Regions from separate parts of the Homo sapiens genome. Here region 2 is linked to region 1. A link is an interaction called in ENCODE POLR2A ChIA-PET data of the cell type or tissue named here. Cell type or tissue: IMR-90. All regions are shown on one strand. Each heading gives the region's core, and the rest is flanking DNA. Links, peaks and the distances in the headings are about the cores only.

The links. ChIA-PET counts read pairs that join two places held together with the same protein. Peaks named below come from ENCODE experiments on the same cell type or tissue, not always from the same donor. Only the 100,000 strongest peaks of a DNase experiment are listed, where the experiment ranks them.
Region 2: POLR2A ChIA-PET joins it to region 1 with 5 read pairs; 3 of 35 experiments call an interaction of 5 or more read pairs at or near these places.

The regions. Positions count from the first base shown.
Region 1 is chr6:13,435,561-13,447,709 of GRCh38, forward strand. The region is part of intron 1 of GFOD1 (Gfo/Idh/MocA-like oxidoreductase domain containing 1); the gene reads right to left. Among named protein-coding and RNA genes, the nearest start is that of GFOD1-AS1, 45 kb to the right of the region's middle. In IMR-90, for the core only: no CTCF peak of the experiment used is centred there; DNase peaks (open chromatin) are centred at 5,111 and 9,651; H3K27ac peaks cover 500 bases.
Region 2 is chr6:13,621,045-13,633,193 of GRCh38, forward strand. It overlaps RANBP9 (RAN binding protein 9), which reads right to left. Exons shown (of 14, transcript NM_005493.3): 12 at 11,326-11,477; 13 at 4,609-4,720; 14 at 454-1,448. The coding sequence ends at 1,318. It overlaps NOL7 (nucleolar protein 7), which reads left to right. Exons shown (of 8, transcript NM_016167.5): 8 at 1-668. Among named protein-coding and RNA genes, the nearest start is that of NOL7, 12 kb to the left of the region's middle. In IMR-90, for the core only: a CTCF peak has its summit at 3,999 (motif pointing left); no DNase peak of the experiment used is centred there.

The sequences.
Region 1 (12,149 bases), core at 1,768-9,767:
CGCAGTACATCCAAGCAGGTTGTTGCATTGTTGAGAAACTTCTGTGCTGGTTGGTAAACAGCTACTGCTCCAAGCCCACTGCATGCCTTCCCCGGAAGCTAGACTTGATCCAAACCATGCAATGACTCTTTATAATATGGTTTCATAGCATTTCCTGTGCACAAAGTGTGGGCCCTAAGTAACAGGCTAGCTGGGAACTTTGAACTTTTGCCTGCTGTTCTTGACTAATAAATTTGGAAAAGTTGGGTTTCTTCTCCAGCTAGCTATGTTTTTAAAACCCTAATATTATAAATATAGGAATGGAAGAGAGGGGTTAGGAGTGATGGTCAAAGGAGATTTTAGCACACATTCATGTTTACAAATATAATTAGAAACTAACTTTAATGAACTTTCTCTTACATGAGTAGAATATCTGGAAGGATTTACAAGATACTAGAATCACAGAAATGAAACCCAATTTGCGTTCTTGACTTCTAGAAACATTCATCTCTGTTATCGGGGAGTAACAGTGGTTTCTCCAAGAAGGGGAGTTGGGTGACCAGAGGATGGAGAAACAGGAAGATTAACATTTCATACTTTACTCTTTTGTACCTTTGAATTTTGAATCACATGTGTGTATTACCTGAGCTAAAAGTATACAAACATGTTTTTAAAAATTAAATTTTGAAAGCACATAAATAAACTTTAATTTAAAAATGAAAGTAAAACATGAATATGTTCCTTGTTAAAACAAGTCTAACACTACAGTAGGAAATAAAATGAAATTAAGTTTTTCCCTTGCCAACTCCTGTTCATTCCCCAAATAAAACAGTTGTAAAAGTTTCTTATATATTCTCCTAGAATATCTATCTTTTAAACATAATTAACACAAATGGATCATGCTCTGCATTCAATTTCACATATTAAGTTTTCACTTACTGTATCTTAGAGATCTTTCCATATCAGCATATGCAAATCTAAATTATGGTTTTATAGGCTGCATAATAGTGTGTTGTATTAATATGACACAATTCACTTAACCCATTCCCCTATTTACATAGACACATATGGTGTTTCCAGTTATTCAGTATTATAACCAATGCTGCAATAAATAGTTGTGCTAATGTAGCTAAATGAATTTCCACAAGTCGATTTGCAAAGGTGAAGGGTGACGATTTTCACCTTGACCGCTATTGCTGAATTGCTGGGCACATACTTAATCATTCTGTGGCTTTATTTTCTCCATTTCGTATATGAGAAAATGATTGATGAGCTATCGGATTACTCCTATAAAAGGCTTGGCTAGCCTGAGAAATATGAAGCGAGATCATTTTATGTGACATTCTATCAAAGGCACTGTGTTCATTCAGAACTCCAGTTCAGAGCTTTGTGCAGAGCCAGCTCATATGGACAGCCCCAGGCCAAGCTGCTGGTCCAACGGCATCAGCCTCAGAGGCTCTGGGAAAGCAGGGCCTGGATATCCCTTGGCCAAGTTGTGTTTATCTCCTAAAACCACTTTCAGAGGGAAAGTGTGAGTAAGGTATGAGAAAAAGGGAAAGGCTGACCCAAATGAGGTGGGTCTTGGTGAAGGCAATGATGAAAAGTCAGGAAGTTCTACCCTCAAAGCCTCTCCCTGCTCTCAAAGCTCTCCCAATACCCAACCTGGTATTGGGTTTCTGCCTCTCCCTGCTCCATCATCGAGTTCCCTTGATGACACACCAAGCCTCGCTGAAGATTTTATCTTTGAAATCATCCTTTCTCTAACCACAGCAAATGTAGGAGACAGGCTTGAGTAGGACCCTCTTAACTCTAAAAGTCACCTGAAATCCCTCCACACTCCCTCACATGCAGCCAATAGAACTTTCTGCAAGGCTAGAATTGCTCTTTATCTGTGCTGTTCAATATGGAAGCCACTAACCACATGTGACCACTGAGGACTTGAAATGTGGTTAGTGCAACTGAGGAACTGAATTTTTCATCTTATCTTCTTTTAATTAATTTAAATGTAAATAATTGCTTGTGACTAGCGGCTACTATGTTGGGCAGAACAGCTATCATTGTTTTTAAAGTACTGGTGCCTTTTTAGTTCAAACCTCTTATAATCAGCCCATTCAAAAAGACAAACCCACCCTCTAGCAATCATGTAACAGATGGATGTGTATAGATATACAGCAATGCATACACCATGGGCCAAAATACTGATCATGACCTTTGGCAGTCACTGCTATGTCTGGTCAGCACACTGCCATATACCAGACAGAAATCATTACTGGTGCACTTGAGTTTGCAAGAGTAAAGATACTTTACTCATTCTTTGTTCAGCAAACATCTATTTCAGCTATGCTGTGCTGGGCCCTGGGGTTACAGAGAAATAAAATGCTGAGGGAGAAAATGGGTAAAGGAGGAAGGAAGAAAAATAAAATAAAATATGGAAAGAAAGACAAAGAAAAATACAAACTATGTGGTTAGCATTCAGTGCACACTTTTTAACATGTTATTTCATTTATTTAATTTAGTGGATGAGGCATATAAATGCCAAATGGCGATGTTATGTGATGAAGGGTTTAGTAGGCTACACACAAAGAACTTGGGGAGGATCGAAGGGCATACACTAATTTGAGCCTCCTCTTCCATTCCAAAGTGAGATTTTGAAGATTTAGTATTGATGAACCCAGCCCTGAATACCCCCAGTGCACAGTTGTGATCTTCTGTTAAAACTTAGAATACAAAAGCTGTGTGCATTGTGTTTACATAAGAATGAAGAGAAAGGGAAGTTCATTTCAACATGGAAGGCAAGAAGGCAACAAAAATGTTGAGGAACTGAGGATGCAATTACCCTCTTTACAAAGAAAGCTAATTGTAATCACACACAGACTTTTACTATAGCCTGTAACCACTCAAGAGTAGTTCCCAAGCCTCACAGAAAATTCAGTACCATCTCTGAATGTAAAATTATACCTTCTCAAAAATGCATGAAAACAATTAAATTTGAAAAACTGAATGACTAGTCTCTCAATTAGTAATATATTAATATTAATATATATTCATCTACACTGCTGAGCACTTATAATGGACCCAACATATATATTATTTATATCATCTCTAATCGTCATCACCCATCACCCTGTAAAATGAACACCCACTGTTAACATTTTATAGATAAAGAAACCAAGGTTCAGTGACGAAGTACTGATCTAGGATTCAACCCAAACCTTCTGAGGTCTGAAGTCCATACCCCAGCCCAGTGGTGAACATCCTAGCACTAATAAATGCCAGTAAAAACCCCTGAATAAGTGAATCTGTACTGGAGCTGGTACTTAGGTGAAGGTGTTAGCTGGTAATGTTCTGAGAGCAGAATTGTTAATCCAGACACAATGGATTTTATAATTAATACTTATGAAACATTGACAGAAATTGATATCCTATAAGTAGACATGATTTTATACCAGTGAATGAGAACAGAATCATAGAAATGAAAGCCAATTTGCATTATTTCATGTCTAGAAACATCCATCTCTGCAATCAGGGTACTCAGGGATTAACTGGTCTAGATGTACTAGATAGAAGGTTAGGGGTACATTCCCCAAACCTTCCTCACATTTAATTTTCTCAAGACTGCCCCTTGTCTAACACTACAATAAAGTCACATTTTAAAAACTTATCACAATAAGAAGGAGAATCTAGGAACAAACAACTGAAAATTGAAAGAAGATAATGTGTTTCTGTAATTTCAAGTGGATTTGGGTGTACCTGTAGGTCTAAGAAAGTGGCACAGTTGTCAGAAGAGGCTCTGATGCTCAGCCATTTCCCTCAATGCTTCTCTGCAACAACACCATAGGCTTAGAGTATCTGACTGTCTCTGTCAAACAAATGCAAGAATTGCATTCCCTTGCCTCCCTTCTAGCATATGTGGGAACCACCACATTTGCACTTCAGAAGTTTTCTTTGCAGGTAGAGAAACTGAGCTCACCGGGCACAGTAGCTCATCTTGTAACCCAGCTACTCAGAAGGCTTAGTCAGGAGGATTTCTTGAGGCCAGGAGTTCAAGAAGCTGAGCTGGGGATGTTGGTTGTCATTTACTGAGCATTTACTATGTCCTGGCAGTGGACTAATCACCATGCATGTATTATCTCTTTTAATCTTCATGGGAAACATGTATGTTAGATAATACTATCCCCAATTTCTAGATGATGAAACTCCACTATTGAGCTATGAAACTTTTCAAGTCTTAAACAGTGGCTCTCAACATGTTTACCCAGGGTGAGAAGAAGGGAGAATACTTTCAAAGACACCAATGTCTATGATTCACCCCTAGAGACTGTTACACCCTTGCTCTAGGATACAGCCTGGGCATCCAGAGTTTTAAGAATTTCACGGGCAATTCTAATGTGCAGCAAAGACTAAGAACCACTGCACAAAAGCAAGTCAGTAGAGGAGACAGGATTTGAACCCAGGCCTCTCTAATCCCAGAACCTGAGACCTTGACTGCTTGCCCTATACTGCCCTAAAGCTGAAATTAAGAATACTGGATGTTGGCAATCAATGATAATTGTTATAGGATATCCAAGCTTGATCAATCCTAGCATTCCAGGCTGTTCAGTTCTTCCACGGAGTGCCAGGTCTTTCCATTTAAGGGTTAACATTAGTTCTTTTTTTTTTGTTTTTTTGAGATGGAGTTTTGCTTTTGTTACCCAGGCTGGAATGCAATGGCGCGATCTCAGTTGGCTGCAACCTCTGCCGCCAGGTTCAAGCAATTCTTCTGCCTCAGCCTCCCAAGCAGCTGGGATTATAGGCACCCACCACCACGCTCAGCTAATTTTTGTATATTTTTAGTAGAGACAGGGTTTCACCATGTTGGCCAGGCTGGTCTCGAACTCCTGACCTCAGGTGATCCACCAGCCTCAGCCTCCCAAAGTGCTGGGATTACAGGCATGAGCCACCGTGTGTGGCCAACATGAATTCTTTATTTGTGAACCATGTACACCTCCTGGACTGTAATCAGTCCATCTACGATGACTGCTCTCAGAGCCCTAGCTTTGGGCAGCACTCCTCATCGCTAGAAAACCAAGAGTTCGGACTTCCTCCCATTTCAGGACTGGCTGGGTCTCCTGGCAGCAATTTTGCTACCAGATGTTTTCAGAAATCAAAACCAGATATGTTTCCTATTAAATCAGAGAACAGCTTTCAATGTAAACAGTAGTTGGGTAATTACCCTAACATCCCTAGTTCACTTCAAGAAATGCAGAGCTCTTTAAATACTTTAAAATAGTGCTTATTTTGTTATTTTTAAAGCCCCAGCTTTGCCAAAATTTCCCTGGTGTGTGTCTGTCCTGCTCTGGATACATTCTCCACTGCTCTTCTCCTACTGTTCCTCCCCACAGACAGAAGGAACTGCTGCAATCAGCTGTGTATTCAGATGGATGGGAATAAAAAGAATAGGGTTTGGCCTATTACACAGATTACTTCATCTGCTAACCTAAAAGTCCATCAGATCATCGTGAAGAAGTCATCTCACAGTCCACATCTACTAAGGTTGATATAATTTGGTACAATAAGCATTTAACAGTAAGATCTCCTTCCCCAGCCCTTCCCACAGAAGCTAGGGTAGTGCGGTGCCCACACTGGGCCCAAGTTTATTTCTGGATTCTGAGACCTCCCTCCAGCTCTGAAGGTGCATGAGGGTCCACCCTGGACATCTGCCCTTCTTCATCCTCCCACATCCACGCTGCCAGCACACACCTATGGGCTCTGACTTTTCTTCTTTCTAAATGAGTGGGGTTTGGGGTGAAAAACTCCCTATAAAATGACAAATCTGAGATCATTGCAAGTGATAAATCTCTTTCAAACGAAATGTGGCACACGTAACTTACGCATCACATAGATAAACACCCAACAAAAAGGAGAAAATAACTGAATTTAGGGTTCTGTCCGATTTCATACGTTGTGTTAAAAAATGTATCTTTTCCTGAAAATTGGTAAGATAGTAGATTTTGAACTAGTCTCACTGCAAAAATAAATGTTACGAATAGTAAGTTCTCCCTTCATCAATACGTTCTTGGAAATTGCAACTTTGCACTTAAAGTATATTGAGTATATTGTATTGGTATAACAACATACCAATGTGAAACCAATTTGACATAGACTAATTGATATAAACAAGAGTTAAGTTCCTATGGCATATTTCTGGTCACAAAAATATCACCAAACTTCTAAATAAACACCCAAAACACTTATAATATTAAATACTGAAGTAAATGTGATAGATAGATAGATACATATTTAAGAAAGATTAACAAAAACAAGTAAGATAATCATTTACCCAATTATTCCAGTTTAGGAGCATGTGTGGCTGCAGCCTGTCCTGGCTGCTCAGGATACAAGGAGAGAACCAGCCCTGGACAGGATATCATCCCATGGCCAGACACACCCACACACACACCCCCACACTCACTCAGATGGGGACTGTGTAGACACGCCAATTCTCCTAATAACACAGCTTTGGGATGTAGGAGGAAACTAGAGCACCTGGGGAAAACCCAGGCAGACACGGAGAGAGCATGCAAACTCCATACAGACAGTGGCCAAGGCCGGGAATCAATTTTTTTTCTAATCGTTATAATGAAAGGATGCTGAACATTGTATGTGAGGTACTGCTTATGTTAATTAGCTTGACTTAGCCATTCCACAGTATATACAGGCACACCTCACTTTATTGTGCTTTGCTTTATTGCACTTTTCAGCTATTGCATTTTTTTAAACAAATTGAAGGTTTATGCGACCCTGCGTCAAACAAGTCTATCAGCACCATCTTTCCAATAGCATGCGATCTCTTTATGTCTCTCTATCACATTTTGGTAATTCTCACAATATTTCAGACTTTTTCATTACTGGTATTATGAAACATAGTGATCTAAGCAACAGATTTTCAATGTAGATGAAACAGCCATCTCTTGGAAAAAGATGTCATCTAGGACTTTCATAGCTAGAGAGAAGTCAATGCCTGGCTTCAAAGCTTCAAAGGACAGGCTGACTTTCTTGTTAGGGGCCAATGCAGCTGGTGACTTTAAGTTGAAGCCAAAATTCATTTACCATTCCAAAAGTCTTAGAGTCCTTAATAATTATGCTAAATCTACTCTGCCTGTGCTCTATACATGGAACAACGAAGCTTGGATGACAGCACAATATTTTAAGCCAACTGTTGAGAGCTACTACTCAGAAAAAACGATTCCTCTCGAACCATTACTGCTTATTGACAATCCACCTGGTCACCCAAGAGCTTTCATGGAGATGTCCCAGGAGATGAGTGTTGTTTTCATGCCTGTAGCCCATGGATCAAAGAGCAATTTTGACTTTCAAATCTTATTATTTAAGAAATATACTTTGTAAAATGATACCTGCCATAGATAGTGATTCCTCTGAAGGATCTGTGCAAAGTACACTGAAAACCTTCTGGAAAGAATTCCCTATTCTAGAAGCCATTAAGAACATTAGTGATTCAAGGGAAGAGGTCAAAATATCAACATTGACAGGAGTTCAGAAGAAATTGATTCAAATCCCCATGAATGACTTTGAGGGATCCAAGACTTCAGTGGGGGAAGTCACTGCAGATGTGATGGAAATAGCAAGAGAACTAGAATTAGAAGTGGAGCCTGAAGATGTGACTGAATTGCTGCAATCTCATGATAAAGCTTGAATGGATGAGAAGCTGCTTCTTATGGATGAGCAAAGAAAGTGGTTTCTTGAGATAGAACCTACTCCTGTTGAAGATGCTCTGAACACTGTTGTAATGATAAGAAAGGATTTAGAATATTACATAAACTTAGTTGATAAAGGCGCAGCAGGATTTGAAAGGAGTGACTCCAATTTTGAAAGAAGTTCTACTGTGGGTAAAATGCTATCAAACAGTATCACATGATATTGAGAAATCTTCCTTGAAAGGAAATCAATCAATCAATGCAGCAAACTTCATCATTGTCTTATTTTAAGAAATTGCCAGCCAGGCACGATGGCTCATGCCTGTAATTCCAGCACTTTGGGAGGCTGAGGTGGGTGGATCGCTTGAGGTCAGGAGTTCGAGACCAGCCTGGCCAACATGGTGAAACCCCGTCTCAACTAAAAATACAAAAATTAGCTGGGCATGGTGGTGGGCACCTGTAATCCCAGCTACTCGGGAGGCTGAAGAAGGAGAATTGCTTGGACCCAGGAGGCAGAGGTTGCAGTGAGCAGAAATTGCACCATTGCACTCCAGCCTGGGCGACAAGAGCAAGACTCAGTCTTAAAAAAAAAAAAAAAAAAAAAATCATCACAGCTACCCCAACCTTCAGCAACCAGCACCCTAACCAGTCAGCAGCCATCAACATCAAGGCAGGACCCTCTACCGGCAAAAGGATTACAACTTGCTCAAGGCTCAGATGATCATTCGCATTTTGTAGCAAATTAAAATATTTGGGACCCAGCAATCCCACTACGGGTATACCCAGAGGAATCTAAATCATTCCACCATAAAGACACATGCACACAAATGTTCACTGCAGCACTGTTCACAACAGCAAAGACATGGAATCGATCTAAATGCTCAACAATGGCAGACTGGGTAAAGAAAATGGGGTACATAAACACCATGGAATACTATGCAGCTATAAAAAAGAATGAGATCATGTATTTTGCGGGAACATGGATGGAGCTGGAGGCTATTATCCTTAGCAAACTAACACAAGAACAGAAAACCAAATACCACATGTTCTCACTTACAAGTGAAAGCTAAATGATGAGAATTCATGGACACAAAGAAGATAACAACAGACACGCGGGTCTCCTTACGGGTGGAGGGTGGGAGGAGGGAGAGAAGCAAAAAAAAAAAAAACTATTGGGTACTAAGCTTAGTATCTGGGTGACAAAATAATCTGTATGACAAACCCTTGTGACATGAGTTTACCTAGCTAACAAATATACACATGCTCCTGTTAAAAAAAAAAGAACCTTTCTCTAGAGTTTAAAAAAAATCTGGAAAATTCTTTATCCTAATGAAAATATATGTTCACGTGCTTTATATTTATGTTCAATATTTTTATTGGGATTGAATTTCAATTATTTAATATTTAATATAGAACGTTTTATGTCTAAGTAACTGGAAACTTAAAAATAAAAAAAATTTAATGAAAGTATGTACATTGTTCTTTAGACATAATACTACTGCACACTTAACAGATTACAGTGTAGTGTAAACATAACTTTTATATGCACTGAGAAATATAAAAATGTGTCTGACTTGCTTTATTGCAGTGGCCTGGAACCGCACCCACAATTCTCCAAAGTAAGCCTATACATATTGCAAAACAACACATTGTATATGATCGATATATACCATTTTTATATGTTAATTAAAAACATAAAAATTAAATATGTATCTTTTCATCTCCCCAGCTCCACCATAAAAATCAACCCCCTCTAAGTATTAAATGAATCCCCTTCTAAAGGAAATTGATTGAGAATACAAATACCAGTCTGGCAATAACACCACATTAATGATCAGTAACACACCAACTTCTGCATACACTGGCAGGGACTAAACACGGCAAAGGAAGAGGGCTCAGCAGCCAGCCACAGGCGCCGAGGCTGAACAGGGAGGAGGGAGGAGTTAGCATTCCGGTGAAGGTATCGGCTGGCAGCCTTCCAAGCTTGCAGATGTTCACCAACTCCTGTCTTCATCAGGAGCCAGATTTCCTGATGCTCGTTGAGCACCACTTCTCAGATTCATATTTGATTACTAAGGAAATAATATGCATATAAATGAGTTCCAGAGACTGCCCATGGCTATAATCTCCTATCGATCACAGTAATAATGTTCTGTACTTGTACTGGGCCCTCAATCTGAAGAGACCAAGATCCAATCCCACCGTTTCCCTATCAGAATAGCCATAGAATTAAAACTATTTAGGGAAACAAGCTCTTGTTTCACATTATCCAGAGCCAAGGACAAACAGATCTCGTCATTTGGCAATGCCTGGCTTCTTTCCCCTCCAAGTATGGTTCTGAAGTGGGAAGAAGATTCTTACAGCCAAAGAACCAGGAGGAAAAGACAGCTGGGTCTGGCATCTCTGTTCTTCTTAACAGGCTTGCTTTCAAAAGAAAGGCAACATTTTTTCCCTTATTTCTGCAGAATCAAGAGGTTTGCTCTAAAACAAGAAAGCTTAATGCTGCCACTTAGAAGACACACAAACCAAGTAAAACTCAGGACTAATCTTCAAGAGATCAATAGCTTCTGGCCATGTGTGACACAGGCTTGTCCTGCTGGGTTGCACAGTCCAGACGTCCAACCTCAGCTGTCCTACACCTCTCAGGTGGACGCCACAATGTAGGTCTGATCTTTTCATAGAGCATCACACCACAGAGTGGGCTAAATGTGTCAACCTTGATCAGAAGGAGAGTGCTGGGTGGCAGGAGGAAGGTTAGAGAATGTCTGTTTATTCAACCTCAAAAGGAAAAAAATGATGCTGGCAGGGTCAAAAATAGACTAGCAGAGGGAGACGGGATCTCAAAACCACCATGCTGGAGTCTGAACCAATTGTTCTGTCCACTTTGCTAATAATCACAGCCCATTCCTAGCCCAATAACAAACTGAAAGTTAACAAAGCTGCAGCTCTGGGGATTCTAATGTGACAGGGACAGGCTTTTGAAATAGCCACATCATTAAATGGAATTTGTTTCAAATCACCTTTAAAACCTCCAAACACAGGCCTGTACACTTGCAATTCCCAAAACTGAATCCTAAGAACCAGCATGCCCAGGCTGCCCCAGGAGAATGAGGGGGAAAGCATCAAGACAGAGAACTGTATGTGTTAGAACCCGGGGGACCACTGGGGTCATTAATTATATCGACTGGTGGCTGTGATCTCTAGGTTGGAGGTTGTTACAGTGTGGGGAGGATCCACATCCTGAAAAGCCTGGAAAGAGCCTGGGATTCAGACACAGGACATGGTGAAGCCGGGAGAGTCTGAGCAACAGCCAAGGGATACACCAGGCCCACTCTGGCCACCTGCTAATCCTAAAGTGGCTTATCAAGCAGCGTCAGCAAACACACCCCTGACACTGGCAGCGAATCACACGTGTAGGCCACATCCACTGCCCCAAGCACATGTATGCAAGTGGCCACCAGCTACAGCAAGGGGAGCCTTGCATGGAAGCAGGGATCCCAAGAAAAAGGGTAAGGGCCGATGTGATCCCACTCATCTGTCCTGCTGATGGTGGAAAGGGATGTTAGAGATCAGAAGCACATATTTGAGCCTTTTCTCCTTTCACCAACTGGCAGCAACAACATCCTTCATCCCCACCAGTCATTTCTCTGCCCATCTTCTAGGTGTCCAAAACAGAGATGGTTTCCCCAATTCTGAGTCCATCCAGCTCTAAGTAACAATAAGTATTGGCAAAAATGGGCTCATCTGTAAGGGATGCTTTTGGAACCTATCTGATCTCCTAGATGTTAAAATAAACAATCCGCTGATTTCACCACCATCCCAAAAGATCACAGAAGATCGGTGTCAGAAGGCTTATTAGTGTCCTAGGACTGCTGTAAGAAAGGACCACAAAGCAAGTGGCTCAATAAACAGAGTTATTGTCTTAGATCTAGAGGCTGAAATCTGAGATGAAGGTGTGGGCAGGGCTGGATGCTTCTTAAGGTTGTAAAGGAAAATCTGCTCCAGGCCTCTCTCCTATCTCTTGGTAGTTTGCTGGCAATCGTTGGCATTCCTTGGCTGGTAGATGCATCAGCCTGCAAGTCAGGTGCTGGTGCTCTCTCTGTGTGTCTATGTCCAAATTCCCCCCTTTTTATAAGAACATCCGACATGGTGTATCAGGGCCCATCCTAGTGAACTCATTTTACCTTTAAGATATTAAAATATGAACTTAAGATATTCTGAGGCTGGGTGCAGTGGCTCACGCCTGTAATTCCAACACTTTGGGAGGCTGAGGTAGGCAGATCACTTGAGGTTAGGGAGTTTGAGACCAGCCTGGTCAACATGGTGAAACCCCATCTCTACTAAAAATACAAAAAAAGCTAGCCAGGCATGGTAGTGGGCACCTGTAATACCAGCTACTTGGGAGGCTGAGGCAGGAGAATCACTTGCACCCGGGAGGTAGAGGTTGCAGAGAGCTGAGATCGTGCAATTGCACTC
Region 2 (12,149 bases), core at 2,878-10,877, 190 kb after region 1:
TCAAGCCATACCCACATCAGCAACAGCACCTCTTCTACTCTCCCCGGGTTAGAGGGGTGGCAAAAATGGCACGGACTAAAAGGAGAAATGGATATTCCAGCAAAGTCTCTAACTGCAGCCTGTAGACAATTTGCTATTAAAGATTCAGTGCACAAAATATAGCTAACAGCTTTTAAATTTTTACTTTTAACCAGTCTGGGGATTTGCTTGCCTGGTGAGTCTCATATGCCATATTATGAATATGAAAATAATGAAGTTAATTTCCTGTTGCCTTTCTGTGTCAGCCACAATATCAGGTCTAACCCTAATCCAGGGATGCCAGTAAACTGAAGGCAATTTTAGGTTGTAGAACTCAGATTAATTGTAGAAACCATTAATTTTAATTGCTCTAATTTTCATAGTAATCATAAAAAGTATGCAAGTACCTAATATATAAACTCAATTGACACTGTATCTGTAGAAGTAAATTTTTAATGGCTGGTTAATTATATCACTACATTTTATTGCAATATAGTACTCATTTAAGCACTTAAAAATGGAAGGTGTACAAAGATTAAATTAAGACACGGTAAATTGACTAAATATTTGGTTTTTATATAAATAAAGGTCATAACCACACCGTTGACATGTAATACTGTTATAATACAACAGTTAAACTTGTGAGTCTACAACAGAAGTCATCTGTAGTTAAACAGGAAACAAAGTTGAAAAAGACCATGTTAAAACAAAACTACTGGGACTAACAGGTCGGGATTGTAAGTAGCAACAAACATATTCACTCAGCTCCTGAGTATTTCAAGTTTTACAGTACACATTAAAAATGATTTCTTCCATCAACACTATAAATTCAAACTGTCGGATGTTTATGCATTTTGCAAGTTACACTGATTGAATGCTTATATGGGAGTGGGGGTCGGAACATCTCCCAATTTGAAGTTTACATCACCCACATGCTAACACAAACACAACTTGTTCCATTTCCTTCCCCTCTCTCCCCCCTCCCCCACAAAGAAGGCAGGATTTTTGGTTTCTTTTAGGTAATTGTTTTAAAGGATTTGTGATGATCAATTTGAACGTCTGAAATTCAGTAATATTTAACTCTTAGACAACTAAGAGGTTAAAGATGGAAAATAATTTCTCCTAACACTAAGTTAGAAAATCATTTGCATCATGCTGTAAACTAGGAAGCAATGTAAAGCGACAAAAACCTGTCCCCAGTACATAATTTAAAAAATCTAAATTTCAAATCAGCAGAGCTGGTCTACTTCCATGTTGACTATATGCCACAATATAAGTGTGAGCTCTTGAAATGCATAGCTAATGTAGGTAGTCTTCCACTGTGGCAAATGCGCAGGATCCAATTCCTGATCGAGCCATCAGTCCTAGACATTGTGTGGCCTGTCCCATTGCTAGGGCAAGTGGAGGTTGCTTTGGCAGATTGTGGGTTTCTGAGGAAAAATAATTTAAAAATGAGAACAGCAATTAGCAAGACATTTTAAAAAACATTTCAATCAGGAGAATACTGCAATGACTTTAAAAACTACCACTCCCATACCACTCTGAAATATCAGCAAATGAAGGTTTCTAAGCAAAAGACAGATGCCGCCTTGGACATACTATTCTGACAAGGTAGTGTGGGTATTGTGTATTCAACTATAAGATAAACTCTGGCAGAATCAGACTTTTAAAGTATCAGATACTAAAATACTTCCATATTAACTATGATGGGAAAGGTACAATTTTTTATCTGATATTTGGAGTGGAGAGTAAGGAATTATTTCCCTTCTGGTTGATCAAAGTCAGTTGATACTAACTAAAACTAAAAAAGGCACCAGGTTTTCATTACAAGTTTCCACTGATGGGTTCTTCCACCTCTGTGGATAGGACCAAACAGGCTGCCTAGCCATCTCCAAGGCATATATAGGTAATGTTATTTGGGCTGGTGGGGAGTAAGTGGTGGTGGTGACAGTGAGAGAACATACAGCAGAGCCACCCCACAGTTTTGGAGGTGCTAATTTACAGTGGACAGTTCAGACATTTAAAAAAATGCCAATAAATTTTCAGGGTCCTGCATATCATAAGTTTCTTTGTCAGACATTTGTAGTACAAATGCAATAATTAACAAAATTTGTTCCTTGCCAGAGATGGAAAAAAATGAACTAATGGTAAAAGTGGCCAGACTCAGAAGCTGGTAATTTCTCTTTATGAGAAGGCAATGTCCAAACTAATCAATAAAATTACTAATCAGTTCTTTATAGGCACAGTTGACAACAAAGGGCAAAAACAGTTGACACATGGCTAGGAAGGCTTCATATGGTTTAACTCCACTCTTGGTTCAGAGGATGCAATTTGATGGTGGAAGAAAGAAGAGGAAATTTCCAAAAGGGAAAAAGCACAATATCAGAAAGAAGCAAATTCAGGACTTAAAGGTAGAAGAGAAAACAAAAACAGGATTAAGAATAAACGTGTGCAAAAAAGGGCACATAGATTGATGAGAAAGTGTGGTGTCTTGAGGGTTCACAGGGAAGACCGTGCTCAAAGACAAACATCTACAGGGAATATTTTTTTAATTTTATTTTGGCCAAAGGAAGCATCTGGCGATGCATCTTTAACTTTTTTGGATGTATGAAATTTTCATAACACTATATAGATGGACCTACATAATATAGCATGGTATTTATAAACATATACATGCCCATCTATAGCAGTTTAATAATTGTGTCATTAATTTTACAGGAATCGCATACATTTATATTAATAAGATTAAGCACTATTTATGGCTGAATCTACATAATATAGCACAATATGTAAGAGTATATGTGTCTATAGATAATGGTGCTCAACAATTAAATTCCCTTGAAGAACTCAAGAAACTAAATTGTAAGAAAACTGGTCACTTTAAAGATTAGTATCATCTAATAATTAGGTCTTAATGATTACCTACAATATAACTTCAAAAAGACATTTATAGTAAACCATAATTTTCCTTACAATTCCAGCATTATTACTAAGTTACTTTTACCAACGGAGCTAAATGAATTTTGTAGAACCAATGAAAATATAACACATTAACCAAAGAAAATTCACATTTATATACAAATCCTAAATTCCGGAGAACTACAACACTGAGGACACTACTCCTATTCCCAAACTTCAGTATTGGTCCTTAACAAATTAATAAATTTTCTAAGGGCAAAGAAACAGACTGAGTCTTAAATATGAATGCTTTTCATTGCTTCCTTTACATTCTTGCTGTAAGAGTCCTGGCCCTCATTGCAAGTCTCCCTATCTAAACTACTCTTTAATCTACTTTTTGTGGCACTGCCCTCATCTTCCTAAACTAGTTTGAAATATGTGACTAAAAGTCCCTGAACCTTGCAGGGCCAAACAGCACAGCACAGACTTCTAAACTAGACTGGAGTCCCAATTACCTGGGAATTAGACTCTGAAGTCAAATGAAAACTCACTCTTTATATAAATTACCTTTGATGAGAACTGCCCAAAACTCAAACTTGTTTTATGTAAACAATCGACCCTATCACATTTATATAGAAATGCACAATATGTGCAGTTACACAATTCATATAAAAAGTACTTGTTCAGTATATAAATACTATAATCACAAACGCTACAGTGAGCTGCTCATAGGAATGGCAACCAAACGAACATCGAATTAGCGTTTCGCACTTGATGCTCACCCCTGGCTAAGCCTCGCCTTTTAAATTGCTTTTCTCTTCCTCACCCACCCTTTTTATTGGGTAAGGGCATGTAGTTGAATCCGGCTAATATAAATGCAAATAGAATGTGACATCAAGGCTTGATCCTGCCGGGTACTCACAAGTCATCAGGAAGCCCCTTGTGCCCATATTCATAAGCATGGTGGGAGCTGTGATACCAGTGGCTTAGGCTGCTGCTACCCATTGCAAATTTAGCTCAAGCAAAATGGTTGGGAACCAGGTAACAGGGGAGGACCAGCTAGGAATCCTGCCCTCTACTGGATCAGTTTGAGCTTCTCTGATATTCAAGCTCTTCACTCCCTTACTTCCATTTTCATTCTCTCCATCAAAACCTTTCTTGACCTCTTTTCTTCAAATGTACCCTGTTCCCTTCTAGCCTAACTCTTGTGACAATTATTAATCTATGTTCTTAACGTTCTCCGATTCCTTCTACAGCAGCCAAACGAGAGAATGCCACCCAATTCCTAGCCTAGAAATCAGTGGCAGAAAATGCCTTTCACTAAAGAGGGCTGTAAGGAATGTCTCTGGTAGGGTAGTATTTTGAATTATACACAAGGACCACCAAATCTCTCATTCTAATGAGAGAAGTAGACATTCGTGGCTACCAGAAATGCTTACATACATGCACACAAAAACTTCTATTTCCCAAACATCCCAAGTTGTACCCCATCTTACTGTTTTTATTCTATTTAAATCCACTTGAATCTGGAATTAAAGGAGGGGGTTTCTATATTTTAGGTATTTTTATATTTTAAAAATATAGAAAACATTTTCCTGATGATTTTACCAAAGTGTAAATGCCAGTACAAACACCCTCTCTTAAATTTTCAGAGAATCTAACTGAAATTGTGCCTTATTTGGCTTTACTTACCTAATATTGCACTGTTAAGAGCTGAGCACACAGGTTCTCTCTGAATCGGGTCAAGCTGATTTCCAACTGGGCTGTTCCAGGGATCTGAATATGCTAGTAGACTGAATGCATCCTGTTGAAAACACATCGATTTGGTTTTAATTCAAATAGTTCAACTATTATGCTCACAAATGTTTCCAAGTTGAGAGGTAAAATATGGCTTCCAGGCACAGACTAATAATGTAAACTTTAAACCCATTTACTCCCAGCACTGGGACGCTCTACATTTTTGAACATTAAATTATGCAGCAAAGCCTAATTTATTTTCATTTTTCCTGTGGACAGCCATTCTCATTCAACTTCCTCCCATCCCTAAACACAAAACAGGAAAAAAAAATTTCAAAGGAATGAACTAGTACTGGTGTAGGGAGAGTGGAAGGCAAAACATTCAGATGTTTTACTTCACAATTTATTACTACTGATATGAATGTGACAGTCAAAGGACAGGGCCTGTCTGCATTTCCTTTTTTCAACAGATTTAGGAACTGGACACATCTCACTGGGATGTCATCTTCTCAAATTCAGTTATGAAAAAATTAAACAGGCTGCCCTTCAGGACCTGTTTATGCATTCAGTATTTCCAACTATCTCAAGCCACACCTCTTCAAAACTTAAAATGACTGACAGTCGTCTTCTTTTCAAACAACTACTTTATATTTTTTGTCTTCTTTCTATGGGAGGCACATACTAATGGTGGTTTCAGATACTGGCTTCAAGTCCAAGCTCCACCACTAACTGGCTGTGTAGCCTTTGGCAATTGACAATCTAAGTGCCAGTTTCATTACTGCATAATGGGGACTATAAGAGGCCCTATTTCCTAGATTTGTATGAGGACTAAATGAAATTAGCAGTATCAGTTCATTCTAATCTTTCAATAAATGACGTCTTATTATTATGCCAAAAGTCAATACCCTAATCCAGAGCAATATTATACAAATATAAAAATAGAGAAATTCAGAACACTCTTACCAATTTGGAAGGCAGACATGGAGAGTTGCTGCAGAAACTGTCAATTTGTGAGTTCAGGAACACAACACTTTGAAAATACTGACTACTGAAATTCCTAAAGAGCACCATCTCCTAGGTTCAGCTGCTCAAAAAACCAGATTCCACACCCATTTTCCATCATTTCTCTAGTTATCTTACTAGTGTTATGAAAGCAGAGGTGGGGGAAAGGCTTCTGATTAACTGTACTCTTGCCCTTTCTCATCCAAATAAGCCTCTAATATTGTGGATTTAAAGAAGAATAACCCATGAAGAAATGCTGTGAAGTCAGTCTGAGACCACAAGGCATGGAATACACGTGCCTCTACGCAAACACACATGGCTCCTCCATTGTTTTATATTGCTGAGTATTTCATTCTGGGTAGTTTTCTCCTCCAATTACAATAGAAGTTCTTTGAAGATAAAAATTATTTACTATACTATTTTGAATCCCCTGAAGCTATGCAGGTGCTTGGTACAGGAAGATAATTCATATGCCTGTTGAGAGCAAGACCTGCTTCTTCCAGCAATGAAGATGTTTTATGCATCCCACAAAGCTACTTGGTTCTACTTCCCGCCCCTAACCCAACCCACACTTCCCAACCCATGGAAAGAATATATGACCCTTTATCCTGTAAAGCTAACTCAAATCAAACACATTATTTTGTTTTTGGCCGGGTGTGGTGGCTCACACCTGTAATCCCAGCACTTTGGGAAGCAGAGGCAGGCAGATCATTTGAGGCCAGGAGTTCAAGACCAACCTAGCCAACATGGTGAAACCCCATCTCCACTAAAAATACAAAAATTAGTCAGGCATGGTGGTGCATGCCTCTAATCTCAGCTACTCGGGAGGCTGAGGCAGGAGAATCACTTGAACCCAGTAGGCGGAGGCTGCAGTGAGCCAAGATCACGCCACTGCACTCCAGCATGGACGACAGAGAGAGACTCCATCTCCAAAAAAAAAAAAAAAAAAAAAAAATCACGTTATTTTTAAGGACTGAGCTTTGCTCAAGACTTAATTTACCCCACAACCATCTGATGAGGGTACCATACCCATAGTACAGATAAATTTAAAAAGAAATACTGAACAATTTTTCCAAGGAATACTTGGTAAACAAAAACTTCAAGTACAAAACTATATTCATAGCCTACATCCTAACACACCACCGAAAATGTGAAATGTCGCACTCCCAAATCTTAAATTAAGACTACACTGTCTAGTGCAGCAAACCACCATGGCACACGTTTACCTATGTAACAAACCTGCACATCCTGCACATGTACCCTGGAACTTAAAGGAAAAAAAAATACTACTACACTGCAGTGTTTAAAAACTCAGAGAAAAAGTTCTTTAAAATGACAACAACGTATTGTGCACTAATATTGTGTGAAGAAGTGTTTTAGGCACTAATATGGATCATCTATTTAATCCTTACAATAATCATCTAAAGTTGTTATCATGTCTATCATCTAGAGAAGCAAACTGAGGCAGTGAATAGTAAGATGCAGATTCTTTTAGTTACCAATCTAAATGTTAAGAAGAAAAAACATCTAAAATTTTTCTCTGGTATTTCATTTTCAGTACAGTTCAACATACAGCTGTCAGATATTGAGGATACAGTGATGACCAGGACCTAGTCACTGCTTCAAGAAAAGGCTTACATGTAAATAAATAACACACAGTACATTACTATTGACTTAATACATGCAAACTCAGGCTGAGAGAAAGGAGAAAAAAGCATGGTTGGAAACATGGGTAGGGGTTAGGAGCTAAAATACCCCAAAAAACATACTAAAAAGCTTCAAGTTTTTCCAATAAGGAAATAAGGTTTTAAATGAAGGAAACCAATATGGATTAGACTTAATTTTAGAAGGATCACACAAAAACACTATAAAACATGGCTTGGAAGTAGAGTGAAGCTGTAAGCAACAAAACTAACAGAGCCTTAAAAATAAAAAATGGTTTATACCATCAAACTCCCAGTCGTAAACATCTAGGACTTGATTCTTTCTTCACAAAGGAAAATGAATGAAACTGGCAAAACAATACTAATGGTTTAAAGCCTGCTGTAAAAGTTAACTGGTGATGATAACCAAAGAAATGCAAATAAGCAATTTTAAGATACTAACATATGTTAAACCCGCTAAAGTAGCATTAATGTAGTAGTGCCATTGGTACATTCCTTCATTACTGCTGGTAAAAGTTGGTAAAGGGTTTCTGAAAACCAGTATAGCAACATGCAGTGAGAGCCACAATAATGTTCATATTCTTTGACTCAATTCTACTTCTAGAAATTTATCTCAGTGGAATAATTTAAGAAACAAAGATACATGTATAAAGATTTCACTAAAGCATCTGACATAAAAGCAAATGGAAAAATCCAACAACAGAGCAATGTTGAAATAAACCTATACAGCAACAATAAAATATCATTGAGCCTTTTTGTTTTTTTGAGACAGGGTCTTGCTATGTCACCCAGGCTGCAGTGCAGTGGTGCAATCACAGCTCACTGCAGCCTCGAGCTTCTGGGCTCAAGCAATCCTCCTGCCTCAGCCTCCCAAAGTGTTGGGATTACAGATGTGGGCCACCACACCCAGCCTCGTGTAGTTATTTAAAAATAATTGGAAATAATGCATAGAAACTGGGAGGAAATAAATTCTTATGACAAAACAGAATACAAAATAGTGTCACTACAGTTATTAGCTAGTTAAGATACATGCACATGGGAGTTAAGGCACAAAACTGAAAATACCTGAAATATGTAGCATTATGGGTTATTTTAAAGCAAAAAACATTACCTCAGTGGAATAACTTCTGAGGGAAATGTGACATCATTTAGGTAGGATTTTCAAATTGTACTCATATTTGGTTTAGAATCTGGAGCAGTTTCTAAATAGGGTGACTCTAAATGGTTCTCTTGCTACTTCAGTTACTAAAGGGTCCTTGCAGGCTGGGGCTGTTCATTCATACTGGACTTTCCACAGTCCCTACAACAATGCCTCTCCACACTGCAAAAATTCAATAAACAGCTGCTCAACAAACAATTCAAGAGTTCTTTTGGGAGCCACTGGAAGACGTAGGCAGATAAGGAACAAAGACAACAGGAAAAGAGGAAAGAAGACTTTGAAAAAACTAAAAGGAAAAAGGTCAAGAGAAACAGTGTGCCACCTGACCTTCAACATTAATCAAATCTCTCAATCTCTCTCTCTCATGTCTCTGTCTCTCTCTCTCTCTCTCTCTCTCTCGTGTGTGTGTGTGTGTGTGTGTATTTGCATGAACTTCTGAGTCACATGACTCAAAGTTTATGCAAACCTAAAAACGATGCTACAATTTTAAAAAATGCTACAATTACAAGTGAACTGAAGTGACAAAAAGAAGTGGAATGATTTCTAAACCTGTTTTCTCTTCATGTTGCCCTCAAATCATCCGGCCTTGTTCTTTGGCTACTTATATATAAGGTGGGTCAGTTGCTCACCTTATCCCTATCTAGATCAAGATAAGTTTGGGAAATGAGATGGAAGCAGCTCAGAGTATTAAGAAAGTCTCTGAAAGTAGCTGGCATTTGCTTAGAAGTTAGAGGTGCAAAATCAAAGACATCTATACTCTTTAAATAAAGATGATACATCTTCACACAATTCAGTATATAACCAAGGAATATCTTTGAGAATTGGCCATATAATGCCATCTTCTGAGCTTCATGTAAATAAGAATCAAACACAAAGTAAGCTAATGGAGTATAATCTTAAATTTTCAAAGGTATTTCATCCTGCTCAATTAGCATAAAGTTTTAAAAAGAAAACCAAGTCAGATGACCTAGTGTAAAAAAAGTCTTAAGAATTCTTAAAAAAAAAAAAAAATTCTTTATTTCCAAATATGCCCTAAAACAACAGTACTCAAAGTATGATTCAGGGACACCTGGGTCCAAAAACCTTTCAGGGGATCTGTGAAGTCAAAATTATTTGTATAATAGTACTAAGATGTTCCTTGCCCTTTTCTCTTTCATTTCCTCTGACTATATAGTGGAATTTTCCAGAGGCACAAGACATGTGATACCACAACAGACTAAAGGCAGTCTGGTCTGTATGCGAATACAGCTCACCTATTAAACCAAGCATTAAAGAGACTTACAAAAAAATATAAAGCAATGCCACTCTTCTCATTTTTCTATTTTTTTTTTTTTAAGAGGCAAGGTCTCACTATGTTGCACAGGCTGAACCTGAACTCCTGGGTTCAAGTGATTCTCCTGCCTCAGCCTCCTGAGTAGCTGGGACTACCGGCGCCCGCCACCAGGCCCAGCTACTTTTTTGTATTTTTAGTAGAGACGGGGTTTCACCGTGTTAGCAGGATGGTCTCAATCTCTTGAACTCATGATCCGCCCGCCTCAGCCTCCCAAAGTGCTGGGAATACAGGTGTGAGCCACCGCGCCCGGCCTGATTTGACTTTTTAAATTAAACTTGTTTCAATTATCAATTATTTTTTATCTAACATAAAAATAATTTAACTTTTTTGATAGCTCAGGGTAACCACTAGAAACAGCAGTTTTTATACTATGGAGTAGATGAAGTTCAAAGTATGATAAATACACCTGACTTCCCATCTCAGCTAGGGAAAATACAAGATTGCATGCCTTTAACTTGAGGTGCTCTATAACACATCCTAGGCCAGGCAAGCATGTTATGTCCTACACTTGTGCTATGTTTCAGATTTCAGATTTTTTCAAATGTTAAAACATTACTAATTGAGCATCTCTCATCTTAAAGTCCAAAATGTTCCAATGAGCATATCCTTGTGTATCATGTCGGCACTCTTAAGTATCAGATTTTGGAGCACTTCAGATTTTCGGACTAGGGATACTCAACCTGTACTAACTTTCAGTCCAGGTCAGGAAGAAACAGCGGCAGGAATCTTTTGCTTGCCCTTTCCTACCATACCCAAACATTAGTCTCAAGGCCACTGCATTCATCTCCCCTTTAATTTCAGTCTTCTTCCAAAATATTCAGAAGAAAATGTTTACAATGAACCAACTGTTAAAGAGCTGTACATCTCTACAACTGCAATGCTGACTTAAGTTAGGAGAAAGCCCCTCCACCTTCAACTGGTACACAAAACTGTGGCTACTTTACTGAATTAGATTGTATCCATCCTATCAGCTCATGGACAACAATCCAGAAGAGACTTTAAAATGTATTTTAACTATTCTGGCCATGAAAAGTGACCCAATTCTTCACTAATTCCCATCAAAATGAGAACCATGTGTTATACATCCAAAATGCTATAAACCTGAACAACATTTACTAAAATGAGATCTCAGACCTATAGTTTTATCTGCACGCCCACATTGCTCCTAGTAACTGCTGATTTTACAGCTGAGAAAATAAAACTAAGAAACTAAGTTAACGAGGACACACAATGTTGATAAGCACTAGCACTGGGATTTAATCCTTTTTTTTTTTTTTTTTTTTTTTTTTTTTTTTTTTTTTTTTTTTTTTTTGCTTTAGTCCAATGCTCTTTCCAGTAGATCAGAACTGCCTAACTTCATCAAATATTTCCACTCTCAGATGGGCAAGGAGCCAGGGGGAAGGTCAGGTCCCAGTTCCCTAACAAGAATTTCTGGTACACTGCTCAGTGTTTCACAAAACTACATTTTAGTTCCTCTGACATATTCATAATTTTTCAAGAAAAAATATATTCACCTTCAACATTTTTTTGTTTGCAGTGTTCTTGCCACAGTCTCTCCTTAGCTGTTCACTCATTGCTTGCAGCTCTCGTCCAAAGTGGATCATTCTTTCTATGGCGGCCTGACTTCCTCCACACAACTGGCGTCTCAACTGACTTGAATCAACTTCTGTAAGAAAAACAGACAAGTATTTTACTACCTTATGGAATGGAGTATAATGAGGACACGAACATACATTTCTTATACCATTTTGTACATTTAGTAACTATTCCCTAATATTTCATCTAAATATGCAGATTGTTAAAAATTCATTTTTAATATGAAACTGCAGCTAAAAGATATACTTTATTTAGCTCTCAAGAGTCTAGGATCCAGTATTCAGCATGCAGTTGAGAGGGGACAACCTTTCAGTGTTAGAGGGTACTTATGTCAGAAAAAAATTTTAGAAAAAGTATAATTCCCTAAAACTACATTAAGCAACATTTAAAAAAAAAAAAAAAAAAAGGAAAACTGTTAATAATGCCACTCAGGCTGCCTTAACTGACGTAGTAGAGATGTAATAAAATGCTCCTGAAAGCTAAGAAAAGCTAAATGACTACAATAAAAATACAGAAGACAGCATATTATACTAACTGAAAAGATTAAATGCACTACTTTTAGAAAAATACCACTTTGAAAAAATAATTTTTTTTTTTTTTGGATGGAGTCTCACACTCTGTCACCCAAGCTGGAGTGCAGTGGTGTGATCCCAGCTCACTGGAACCTCTGCCTCCCAGGTTCAAGCAATTCTCCTGCCTCAGCCTCCTGAGTAGCTGGGATTACAGGCACGCGCCATCATGC